Regions from separate parts of the Homo sapiens genome. Here regions 1 and 3 are each linked to region 2. A link is a loop called in an ENCODE intact Hi-C map of the cell type or tissue named here. Cell type or tissue: Caco-2. All regions are shown on one strand.

The links. Hi-C counts contacts between places; a loop is a spot of excess contacts. Peaks named below come from ENCODE experiments on the same cell type or tissue, not always from the same donor. Only the 100,000 strongest peaks of a DNase experiment are listed, where the experiment ranks them.
Region 1: it touches region 2 in a loop (3-fold over the local background); 1 of 110 quality-filtered maps calls a loop at or near these places.
Region 3: it touches region 2 in a loop (3-fold over the local background); 1 of 110 quality-filtered maps calls a loop at or near these places.

Annotation. Positions count from the first base shown.
Region 1 is chr9:126,048,556-126,052,555 of GRCh38, reverse strand. It overlaps LOC105376273 (a long non-coding RNA gene), which reads left to right. Exons shown (of 3, transcript XR_930355.1): 1 at 1-21; 2 at 207-321; 3 at 461-568. Among named protein-coding and RNA genes, the nearest start is that of MVB12B, 280 kb to the left of the region's middle. In Caco-2, a CTCF peak has its summit at 2,443; no DNase peak of the experiment used is centred here.
Region 2 is chr9:126,143,966-126,147,965 of GRCh38, reverse strand. It overlaps LOC105376274 (a long non-coding RNA gene), which reads left to right and starts at 1,582. Exons shown (of 3, transcript XR_001746581.2): 1 at 1,582-1,718. RefSeq lists an enhancer at 852-1,826. In Caco-2, CTCF peaks have their summits at 1,311 and 1,512 (motif pointing left); DNase peaks (open chromatin) are centred at 935 and 1,475; H3K4me3 peaks cover 720 bases.
Region 3 is chr9:125,752,649-125,756,648 of GRCh38, reverse strand. The region is part of intron 2 of PBX3 (PBX homeobox 3); the gene reads right to left. Among named protein-coding and RNA genes, the nearest start is that of PBX3, 7.3 kb to the right of the region's middle. RefSeq lists an enhancer at 556-1,994. In Caco-2, no CTCF peak of the experiment used is centred here; no DNase peak of the experiment used is centred here.

The sequences.
Region 1 (4,000 bases), 95 kb after region 2:
GAAATCAATAGGAATTTCAAGGTAGGAAAAAAGGGAATTACCTTTAATTGGAGTTCTGGTCCAGCCAGTTCTCTAGTGAGGCCAGGGCTCACCTGGTCCTCAAGGGATGGCCAGAAGGGACCCTCAACCTGCCCCAGCCCTGCCTGGAGTGCCTCCCACCAGGTAAGAGACACCTTCTCTCAAGGAACCATTTAATCTCTGGCTAGGAAGCCAGGATTGAGTCGGCGAACAGAGATCTCCAGAACCAGGCATAGAGAGCTCCGTCTCCTCATCCGTTAGGTGGGGACAACAGGGACCTCATCAGTGAGAAGCGAATCCCAGGTGCGTAAGAGGCACCTTACGCGTATGGCACCTTAATGGTGCCAGGCACTGTCCCAAGTACTTTGCTTGTGTTAATAAGGGTTAGAAAATCTAATCCATACTAAGCCCCACTATTACTATTACTATCTCCATTTTATAGAGGAGGAAACTGAGGCACCGAGGCGTTAAACAACTCGTGCGAGGTCACACAGCTAGGAAACACAAGCCCTGGCACCAGAGCCTGGGCTCGAACCCTGTGCTCTGCTGCCCTATGGTAGGTGTTCAGCCCTGCGAGATGTGTCCCAGGTGGTCCACGTCCCGTCCAAGGGAAATCAGATGGGTGGGGGTGACTGCCTGGAGTACGGGGGCCCTGCCCAGGAAATGGCAGGATAAGTTCAAGCCACATGGAGAGGGGCCTGAGACAGCTGCCCCCATTGTCGTGCCCTCAAGTGCACACAGACATCCCCCTGGATCCTGCCCCCCAGGAAAAGGACACCCTCAGAAGGAGGCTCAGGACCACCCAGATGCCTACATAGACCCCACTGGAGGCCAAATGTGGCTGCTGAACAGTGCCTGGCAAACAAGCTCCGGTGTAAAATGGGAGCGGGAGACACCCCTGCCTCAAGAACGGCAGGTGCCACCCCCACTGGGAGCCGTCTGGGGGCCAGAGCCTGGGCCAGGATCACAGGAGGGGAACTCCCCTGGGCTGGGAGCTGGGGGCTTTTCTGTGGTGTCTCCCCAGATCCTCCTACAAACCCTGTGCAGATGAAGGACCGTGCCCCAGAGTCAGAGCTGGGAGGAGCAGAAAGAGCAGAAGGCCAGCCCCCATTCACGTTCCCCCAAAGTGGTTTTTTTGTTTGTTTGTTTTTAGACAGGGTATCACTCTGTCGCCCAGGCTGAGTGTAGTGGTGTGATCACAGCTCACTGCAGCCTCTATCTCCCAGGCTCAGGCAATCCACCTGCCTCAGCCTCCCAAGTAGCTGAGACCACAGGCATGCACCACCATACCCGGCTAATTTTTTTTAAATTTTTTTATAGAGATGGGGGGGGTCTCACTACGTTGCCCAGGTTGGTCTCAAACTCCTGGACTCAAGCGATCCTCCTGCCTTGGCTTCCCAAAGTGCTGGAACTACAAGCTTGAGCCACCGCACCTGGCCAAAATGGGATCTTTTACAGCAGCACATTGGTCTGATGACTGTTGAGACTTTGATTAAAAAGGCTGAGAGGAAGCTGAGGGGAACCTATGGCTGACACCACAGGGACGGGGAGAAGGAGTCAGAGGGAGAGGTCTGCCATGTGTTTGTCCCCCAACCCAGGCCCGCATGCTTCCTGAAGGGGGACACTCTTGTGCCTCTGTGAGGCCCGTTTTACAGATGAGAAAACTGAGGACAGGGGAAAGTGTCCCCCCAGGATCACACGTGACTGGGAGGATGCAGCAGCTTGGAGCCCCGCCGTCCTCCATCTCCACACCCCTTCTGTGGATCCCGAGGGTGCAGCCAGCCACGCTGTGAAGGTCTCCAGGGGTCCACAGAAGGCAGGGGAGGGGAGGGGAGAGGGCTGGAGAGCGGGAGAAAGTTAAGAGCCATCACATGGCTGTTCAGAACTGGATCTGGTGGTGGGAGCTGAGGGGTACGGGAGGGGAGAGGGTGCAGGTCCCTAGCCGGGACCTCTCAGACCAACTTTTGACTTAGGTCTCTGACGCCCATGGAGTCCTGGATGCTCAGCAGGGAAACTGAGGCAAGTTGCCGGTTGTAAGGACAGACAGCACAGGTCTCTGGGGCTTCCAGAGTCCCCGGTGATTCTGCCTCCAACACCACCCTCCCCACTTCCCTAGTTCCAGCCCGAGCCTTGAGGGGGCACCCAGGACAAAGGAGCGGTGAAGGCTGGGGGCGGAAGGACTGGAGTTCCCCTTCGGAACTCATGGCGAGGCCGGGGCGGGGGCTTGACTCCTCTGAACGTCAGTCTCCTCCTCTGTGGAAAAGGGGAATCAGGTTGTACTAAGGATTGGAAAAAACATGAACTGTAGAGTGCTGACCCCAAGGAAGCGCCTAAGGGATGTTTGCTGAGGGAGGAAACAGGTCCCTGGACGGACGGACAGACAGACGAGCGTGGCTGAGTGGATGAAGGAATGACTGCGCCCCGCCCTGACCAGCCAGCCTGGCAGAGAGGACCCCTGCTGGTGACTCAAATCCAAGACACGCAGTCCCCAGAGTGTGTGGTCCCCCCCACCCCCGTCCCAGGGGACGCCTCCACCTAGGCAGTGGGGCCATTGTCTAAGAATGGCCACGTGTGTCCCCGGGCCTGGATCTGGACCATGGTGGGCCACTGGCCACCATCCCCGCCCTTCCGAGAGGGCAACTGCCCCCTAATGTCCCTCGCCATCTTTTACGACCCAAGCAGTATGCACAGCCCTACTTCATGAAAACAAAACGAGCTGCATCAACAGCAGAGAGCAGACTTTCCAGGCCACCAGTTCTGGGGACCAATTCAAGGGAGAAAGAAGGCCTGGCCTCCAAGCCCGCCTTGTACCCTCGCTGGGGGATCCTGGGACCGCTCCCTCTTGGGAAGCAGAGACCCAAACCCACAACAAACTTAGGCTGAGTGATGGAGCAGAGGCTGCCACAGCTGAGCCCAGGTTCTGTCTCTGCCCTGGGGGTCCTGACCCATCGCCACCCCACTAAGGCACTCGTACTGGGCTCTTTGAGGACATTCTCCCTCTCCAACCTCGGGACAACCTACCAGGTGTGGATCATGACCCCTGCCTCACAGACAGGGGAGGAAAGCGAGGCTGGGAGCAGGCAGGAAGCAGCTCGTCCAAGACCCTGTAGGCCCTGGTCTGTCTGATTCTGCTCCCTGGTCACAGATGTCCTGGGGCTGGTGTCCAGCGCCCCCTGCACTCTGGGATGTAGGAAGTCAGCCTCCTTCCTCCCTCCTCCAGACCCCTCAGCTGAGACTGCCAGGGTCTCAAGCAGAGATGAGACCCATCCCTGTCCCCTCTCAGGTCACCGGGCTCAGCCAGGCTCAGCTGGAGCTGAAGGTTATTGCAAACTGCCAGGGCCCTGCTCACCTCGTTAAGTCCAGGGAGCAGGGTCAGCGGCTTTTACAAGCCCCATAAAGCATTGCTCGTGGCCACTACAGCACACAGCTGGTCCTGGCGACCAGTCCCTCCCTGGGCCCAGGACAGGAGGGGGACAAGTTTCTTCCTTAAGGAACTCATCTCCCAGATTCATAAAATCACCGGAAGTGTCATGGGTGGTCTGTGCCCCAACAGATAATTACAGTGTGACACCCCTGCCCTAGAGGCTGGTGTCGGGGAGGTAGATTCCCCTCCACAGAGGCCCTGCAGCTTGTCCTGCCTTGCTGGGCCAGCACTGTGTTAATAAATGCTTTGAGCCTATTATCTCACTGAGTCCTTGAAACAGCCCTATAGAGTAACACAGCCAGCCGCATTTTACAGATGTGGAAACAGAGGCCCAGACGGGTGGCCAAGGTGGAGACTGCAGAGCTGGGATTTGAACCCAGAGCTGCCAGGGCCCGAGCCACGCTCCAAAGAGCCCGTTCGCTGACTATGAGCACCACTCTGTGGTTTGAGCAGGGCTCTCCCGCTTTAGTGAGGAACCCCAAATGCCCCAGCGCCCCATGTTTGGGTGCGTACATGAGGCAACAATAGCAGGAATTAACAGCCACAATGCAAGCTTCT
Region 2 (4,000 bases):
AAAAGCAGCTGTCGCTGAAGCCACGTCAATCTGAGCGGTAAAAGGTTTGGGCAAAAACATATTTTATTGTTCTTGCTGTCAGAAACATAAAGATTGAAGGGGCATGTGACTCGGTAATTGCTGTGGACTTTTTTTCCCCCTTGACAATAAACATAAAACTTAAAACTGTATTAAAATCATTTGACAATTTTTATGCTCAAAGAGCCTGGAATGAATAATGGGTTTTTTTTGCATCTAAAATGCACTCTCTCGTCAACCTATAAAACTGTCAGAAATAAATTCATCAAAAGCAGATTATATAATTAAAAGGCGCTATTTGTGTCTCTGCCCGGTTGGGATCAGAATTGTTTGTTTGTCTCCCTCTCCCTGTCTTTTAATTTTTTAATTTTTTCAAAGCTCTAGAGGAGACACCCTAGAGCTAGTCTGCTTTGTCCGGGGGAGATGACAAAATGAGGGTTTCCTTGGGCAAATGCAGATTTCCTGCTGCAGCCAGCCCCCACTATGTCGATGCCAGTAGAGGACAGACCGCCTCCCAGCCAGTGCAACCTCCTGGTGAGCCCAAGAGGGCAACATCCTACGCTGGGGAAGAGTTCCTTTCCCTGACCCAGTAGCAGAGAAGAGAGAGTGAGACAGAGATATTGAGTGTGCACCCATCTCCCTCTCCCATTTTCTTCTCCTTCTGAGCACTCTGGGGAGTCACGCCTCCCAGTCAACTTGCTGTTGGTTGAGGTGAGGAGACTTGTTCTTCCCAATGAGGTGTGAGCATTGGTGGTATGTGTCATTTTGGGGCCAAAGCAGTGAAGTGCTGGTCCTAAATCCTCCAGTACTTTCATACTCTCCAAGGCAACCAGGGAGGTGTGTTCCCAAAGCTGCCACTACAGGAATGTGGAGCCTCCTCCAGCCTGGATCACTGAGTCACTGTGTGGAGGACTTTGTCCTGGAGAGTCACCTAGACCAACAGTAAGCTTTGTGTGTTAAGCCACCAAGACCGGTTTGTAACCTCAGCATAACTGAGCCTATCCTGTCTGTTTGCAAATGTAATCGGTTTTATTGCTATTCAGGGATGGTGAGGCTAACAGATCAGAACGTGATTACCTTGAAAAGATGGTTTGTTATACTCATAGATCCCTAGAGAGAAGCCACGCCAATGCCATGGACGTGTCATACCAGGAAGCACCTGTCAGTTTGGAAGCAGAGTTGAGGGGAGGGCAGGGAAAATGTGTTTAAGAGCCCTTGTGGTGGTTTCCACAGGAAAGAGAGGGTGAGCAGGCTCAGCACTGACTAGCGTGAGTAACATCAGCAGGCTCTGGGGGTAGGCGCTGTCCCCAGGGTCGGGAAGCGGGCCCCGGAGTGATTAGGGCAGGTGGATAGTGCCTCCGGAGTGTCAGAGCCCCACAAAGGAGGTGGGTGGGTAGATGGCTCTGGATTGGCTGGTCTGCATTTGAAAGGGGCTCACTCTGGGGCCGGTTGTTTGCTGTCTCTAAGGATTCTCTAATCTCTCCCCGGGGAAGGGCAGTCCCTCTCCCTCTAGTGGCGGCAAGTCCCCAAGCTATTTTGAAACAAAAGGTGTGGTTAGTGTTTAGTACACCGACTGAGCCAGGGGATCTTGGTGGTGTCCCAGCAGGGAAAGGGCCAAATGCCCACTCTCATGAGTCACGGGATACCGAGTGCGAGGAGAGAAGTGGCAGAGCGCAGGTGGAAGCATGGAGGTGGTGGAGGTAGGAGCTAAATTTGGGGATGGTGAAGAAAGCAGAATGCCGGAACTTCGGGGACCCATGGAAGAGATGGTGAGGTACAGGGACCTGAGGCTGAGGCTGGAGTCCAGGGTCTGGCTTTGGTCTTAGTCTGAGAAGCTGTGGGACTGTGATCCCAGACTTTAACCCAGAGGGAGGAAACCTGTAAGAAGTTGGCAAGAGGCTGGCACACCTAGAGGAGCACAGCATATTGTTTTTTTTTTGTTTTTTTTTTTTTTGACGGAATCTTGCTCTGTCACCAGGCTGGAGTGCAGGGCACGATCTTGGCTCACTGCAACCTCCAACTCCCTGGTTCCAGCAATTCTCCTGCCTTAGCCTCCTGAGTAGAGGGAGTACAGGCAGGCGCCGCCACACCCAGCTAATTTTTGTATTTTTAGTAGAGATGGGGTCTCACCATGTTGGCCAGGATGATCTCGATTTCCTGACCTCTTGATCCACCCGCCTCGTCCTCCCAAAGTGCTGGGACTACAGGCGTGAGCCACCGTGCCCGGCCGCACAGCCTGTTCTTAAACTTGGGTCTGCCCACCAGGAACCGCCCTTATTCCACCAAAGCACAGAAACCTCCCACAATGAGACCAGGTGCCCAGATGGACCTCCTGGCCTCCAGGACTCACTGACCAGGCTCTCTTGGGGGCAGGAAGCCCTGGGGAGAGCCTCCCAGGCCAGCCCCCAGTCAGGCCCCATGCAGCTACCTTAATGTCTTTGAATGCTAACTCAGGGCTCTGGAGTCCCCAAATTTCCCCACCGACTGGGCTTACTTCGGTAAGGAGACTGAGCTGGCCAGGCCTGGGGTCATGGAGGCATGAAAAAGGAAGGGAAACCCATGCAAGATGAGAAGAGACAGAAGCAGAGATGGGGAAGGAGGGAAGTGCTAAGTGATTAACATTCTCTGAGCCTTTACTGTGTGCCGGGGACTTCACTTTCATGGCCCCAGGGAATACAGAATCTTAGCCTCATTTCACAAATGAGAAAATTGGGGTTCAGAGAAGCTCAGCAAGTGGTGGCCGCTTGTCCAACATAACACAGCCACACTAGGCCGTCTGGGTCCAAAGTGTGTGTTTGGAAAGCAAAATATCCATCTGTGGCTCCTCGGGCTAAGTGGAATGTTTGGCTCCAACTGAGCCAGAGAAGTAGGAACACATGGATTTGCTCTCAACTCGGGACAGAGGAGACGGGCCAGGCAGGCGTGGAGGAGACCCTCAATGCAGAGGCTCTCAAGAGGTGCTGCCTTCTTCTTCGAGGACGGGATGTTTCTGTAAGCCTTTCTTATCAGGCTAAAGAAGAATCCTGCTATTTCTATTTTGCCAAGCGAGGTTTTCCTGCAAAATGGATGCTGAGTGTTAACAAGTGCCTTTTTATCAGCCCTGGTTTTTCCCTCTTGGCCTATTAATATGATGAATTATATTAATAGAGTTCCTAAAATAGAACTGTCCTTGCCTTCCAATAATACACCCTACCTGGTCATTGTGGAATATCCATTTAGTATATTGCTAGATTCAATTTGCTAATATTTTATTTAAGATATTTGCATCTATATTCATAAATGAGATTAGCCTGCAGCCTTCTTTTTTTTGTGCTATCTTTTGTCAGGTTTATTTAGTTTTGTAAATGAGTTGGAAAGGCTTCTAGTTCTGAAAATAGTGTGGATGAGATATCCCCCAAATCTTCCTGCCACAAACGCCTAGAAATGCCCAATACAGTATAACAAATACTTGAGCCTACAGAAAAGTAGAGAAAATTTCCAGGACCAAGAAATAAAGTAGGAACTGAAAACCAAAGAGATAAGCACATGACCTGTCACTGCAGCTGTCCAGGGAAAGGAGAGAGAGGATATTTATACCCACATAGGCACAGGAGACAAGGCTTTGAGTGTGAGTTAGATGAAAAGCTAGACTTGACATCCCTGTGGCTTGTGTTCTCAGTGAGGGGTAGACTTGGGAAAAAACCTATCTTTTGATATAGGAAGAGAAGAGAGAAAATACAGAGAATCAGAGAAACAACATTCAAGGAGAAAATAAGAATGATCCAGATTGATTTAAAATAGTCATAATTCACCAATAAACACACAATTCACTCATGGTTAGGGAAATGCAAATCAAAACCACAATGAGATGCTGCTTCACACCCATTATGATGGCTACTATCAAAATACAGAAACTGGCGGGGCGCAGTGGCTCATGCCTGTAATCCCAGCACTTTGGGTGGCCTAGAGGGGTGGATCACTTCAGGCCAGGAGTTCAAGACCA
Region 3 (4,000 bases), 390 kb after region 2:
AAATAATCCACATGGCTCTGAAGAGAAGATATGGTTTACTGGGTCCAGAGTCACAGCTACAGTGGTGGAATTCAGACACTTGAACTAAACCCCAGTAGGAATGCCTTACCCAAACCCTCTTCCTTCTAACCATACCCAGCAAATACAGTTAGGCCAGGATTTTGCAATTCCATCCTCTATGCATGGTTTATAGATAGAAGTTCCATGTTTGAGTAAACCTTAACCTTCTTGTAGGCACAGAAGGTCTGTCTTCCTCCCTTTCCCCACAGCAATCCTAGTATTCATTCATGTATTTCTCCCCAGAATATAAGAAATATCACAAAATAGCTTTATAGAGAAAAATTCAGAGGCCTAGCTTAGGCCACAAAAGTCAACAAAATCTGAATCCAGTATGAAATTCCATCTTCCACACAAAATGTCATCAGTAATCTTACCTATAAGATATATGCTGAAATATAAATTCCACAGGTTGTATAAAGGGCAGTTTAACCATGAATTATAATTGTTACAGCTTTTATGGATTCAAGTCAGAATGTTAATACTCATTTAATATAGTTTTCTGAAGCCCAATTCAACTTCTTCCTTCCTTCCCTAGTGAAGAAAATATCCTTGTGAAGTTCAATTTAGTGACATTGGTGCACAAGCCCATACACAGAAGTTTACACTTCTGAGAAGAGATAAGTGATAAACAGTTCATTAGCCATGTTAATGAAATTATGTTTTAGGAAAAAAAAGACTAGGTGACACAAAAATTTTAGTATATTTTTATACAGAAACATTACAATAAAAACTTTATATTCAGTATCTCCAATTAGGTCAATTAATATTCAGAAAAATCCTGTAACATTTCATTTAAATAATCATAGGAGGGGGAAAAAAGAATCCACCAATGTTCTGGAAGCTTCTCTAGACCTTTCAATCAATTTTATTTATATGCAAAACCAAGAGAAACTCAAAAAAAAAAAAAAAAAAAAAACAAAGCTCCTCCTGATGCTAAAGCTCTCAATTTACTGACAGGCAAATGGCTTCATGCTGCCACTTAATCTCATTTCTTGCATAATGCCCTCTAATTAGCATATCAAAGTGAATTAATACTTCTAGGGCATTAGCAATGGGGAAATCTGCTCCAGGCTCACAATAGCAGTTAAGAGAGAGCCAAGAAATCCTCAAAAACACCACAAACCACTTTGCATTGCAAAACTGTTCAATTTATTTATCCTCTCTCTCTAAACACTTTTACCGCACACTGTTTTACTACTGTTCACCAAACAAAATGATAATTGCCAAAGTTACCAGCATCTGTAATGCCTGTTTAGAATCTTAATTTAGACTGTTGCAGATAATTTCTATATGCAACCATTTGTTCTATTATAAATGTTAATATAGAGACAGTGAAAATGTTGACATTCTCAATTAGTTAATTTGAATTTGAAATAAAATTTTATGGGATTTTAAAATTTATGAATTTTTTAATGTAAAAAGCCACCTGCTGGACTCTGAAGCCTAAGAAATATGCTTTGAAAACTGATGTATCACATAAAAGAAAACAAAACAAACAAAAAATCATTTTGCCATAACATGTTGAGTCTCACAAATAATGGTTTAAACATTGTGAGGACTCATCAGCATTAAAAGGATTACATTGTATACCAAGTCCTCATTAATATGATCACTAAAAAAGAGTTATTGTCTAAACAGCTTAACATTTTTAAAGCACTTAAGTTGAAAGAAGTAGAAAACTTTTAACAATTATTTTTATCCATAAATATTTTTAATTGCTTTCATACTAACCTGTTACTATTACGTAGACAGTTATACAAAAAAAGTTACGCCAATTCAGTTTGATACATTCTATCACACCAATTTTTTTGCTAGATATACACTCAAATTTAGTGCCAAAGTAAACTAGTTACCATTAAAACCTACAAACATATTATACTATGGAATATATCTATGAAAAAATAATACAGAAGAAATTCTTGTTGCAATTCTGCCTACAAAAGGGATAATTAGAATCAAGTGTTGAAGATTAATGAAATTTATTTTTTAATATGTTCTGAGTTTGAAGGCATAAAAAGGTGGTTTATTTTTTCAGTAGCTCATTCAAGAATTACTTATTATTTGCTAAATATAGCACTGTCAACTAGATGTGATAGCAATTTGTCTGATTAACTTCAATAACTTTGTAAAAAATCAGATAGCTAGTTCTGAAAAACTTTTACCAATTTATACTACATAGTGATATAAATTATTTACTCTCTTCATACTTGAAGACTCAAATGGCCTACTGAAGTAGAGCAAATGCTTGAAAAGGTCAACACGGGCTTGAGGGGGAGGTGGTGGTAATGTGTAAGCTTTGTTAGTCAGTTAATACCTAAATCATGCTGATCACACTGATAAATGGCTAAAACACAAGACTGCTGAGAAAACAAAACATTATTCTCATAATGTCAATATTGAACTAATAAATATCTAAAGATGTTCACAAACACGAATAGGGAAAAGATAATCTAAAACCTTATATAACTTGATGTGTTAGTGCTGATGTGTTAAGCATTTATTCTAAATAGATACCTCAGGGTAGAGTACAAAATAAAGTGATGACTGACTTAGGGTGTGGTTCACGAAATGCAGTTTCAATTCTTATAGTCCCACTTCATATAATGTAACTTCATCCTATACCATGCCACTATAAAGTATCAAAATATAAATAATCCAACTAATACGTTAATTTAAATTTGCCTCAGAAGTAACCTTTTACAAAATTTATAAATTGAGATGGAAATATACAGGCAAAATTAATTAAAAGGAAAAGCATCATAGTATGAAAAATGTAGACAAGTACATTTTATGAAAGCCGATCAACCAGTGTGCTCTTTGGGGCAAGTCGGGGCCTCCTTTGCTAGTGTATTAAAAGACTTCTAATTCAGAATAAAATTATGTAAATTAATAAAATAACATAGTAAAGTCCCAAATAAAATACCAAAACTATTCAAATCTGTAATAAAATGAGGGTCATTAAAACTAAGGAACAAAAGAATTACTTGCACAGATCAAGTTAGTATTGACAAGAGAGTTCAATACATTTTTATTGGGAAGAAAAAAATAAAGAACAGGATTGGAAAATGTCTCTATATTTTAAAGATAATATCCACATGATACTTTAGATCATGAGGTTCTAAACCAGCTTGGCAATGAGATTTTTCTCCAGGTTTTCTACAAATGTATTATATGTGCTATTTTGTTAGGATGGAAATGGAAGAATAAAGAAGTAGAAAAATCCCTTTCTTTTACAACTTCTCTGAAAACCTCCTACAAAAGCTCCAGTAAGATACCAAATCTATAAAAATAGAAAAAAAAAAAGGTAAAATATTAAGTTAAGAAAAATATATTGATAAAGCAATATAATTTATAACATTTCCAAGATACTCTGACTTTGTATTTTTCCTGTTTAATCACTTAATATTTCCAATATAAGCAGACCTAATGCTTAAAATTGATATGAAACTTAAAACATTAAAGAACCATTAAAATTTGCTTCAAAATAATTTTGGAATGGTGGGAATTACAGAGAAAACACGACTGGCCAAGTATTGCTAATTGCTGAAGATGGGCACTGAGTTCATGGGAGGTTCAAGAGTCTCTGCTCTCTGCATGTTATGTTTCAAAGGTGTCCACAATAAAAAGTTGTTAAAATCTTGAAAATAAGTTCATTAAAACAAAATGTGTTTCATGAAAACACAAAAAGGAATCATGTATGGAACAGTGCATTTGTTTTTAAAACTTGAAACAAAAGATGATAATTATATTGGAAATAGTGCAAGAGCAACTTAAAAGCATATGCAAAATATATAATAACATTTAGACTAATATATAACAATTTTCACCTTTCTTGCTAAATTTTCACTTGAAAAAATTGATTTTTACATATGTAGAATTAAAAGAATCACACAGCACTGTACAAAGAAAAATGTAACAGATTTTTATATTGAAACCTTAA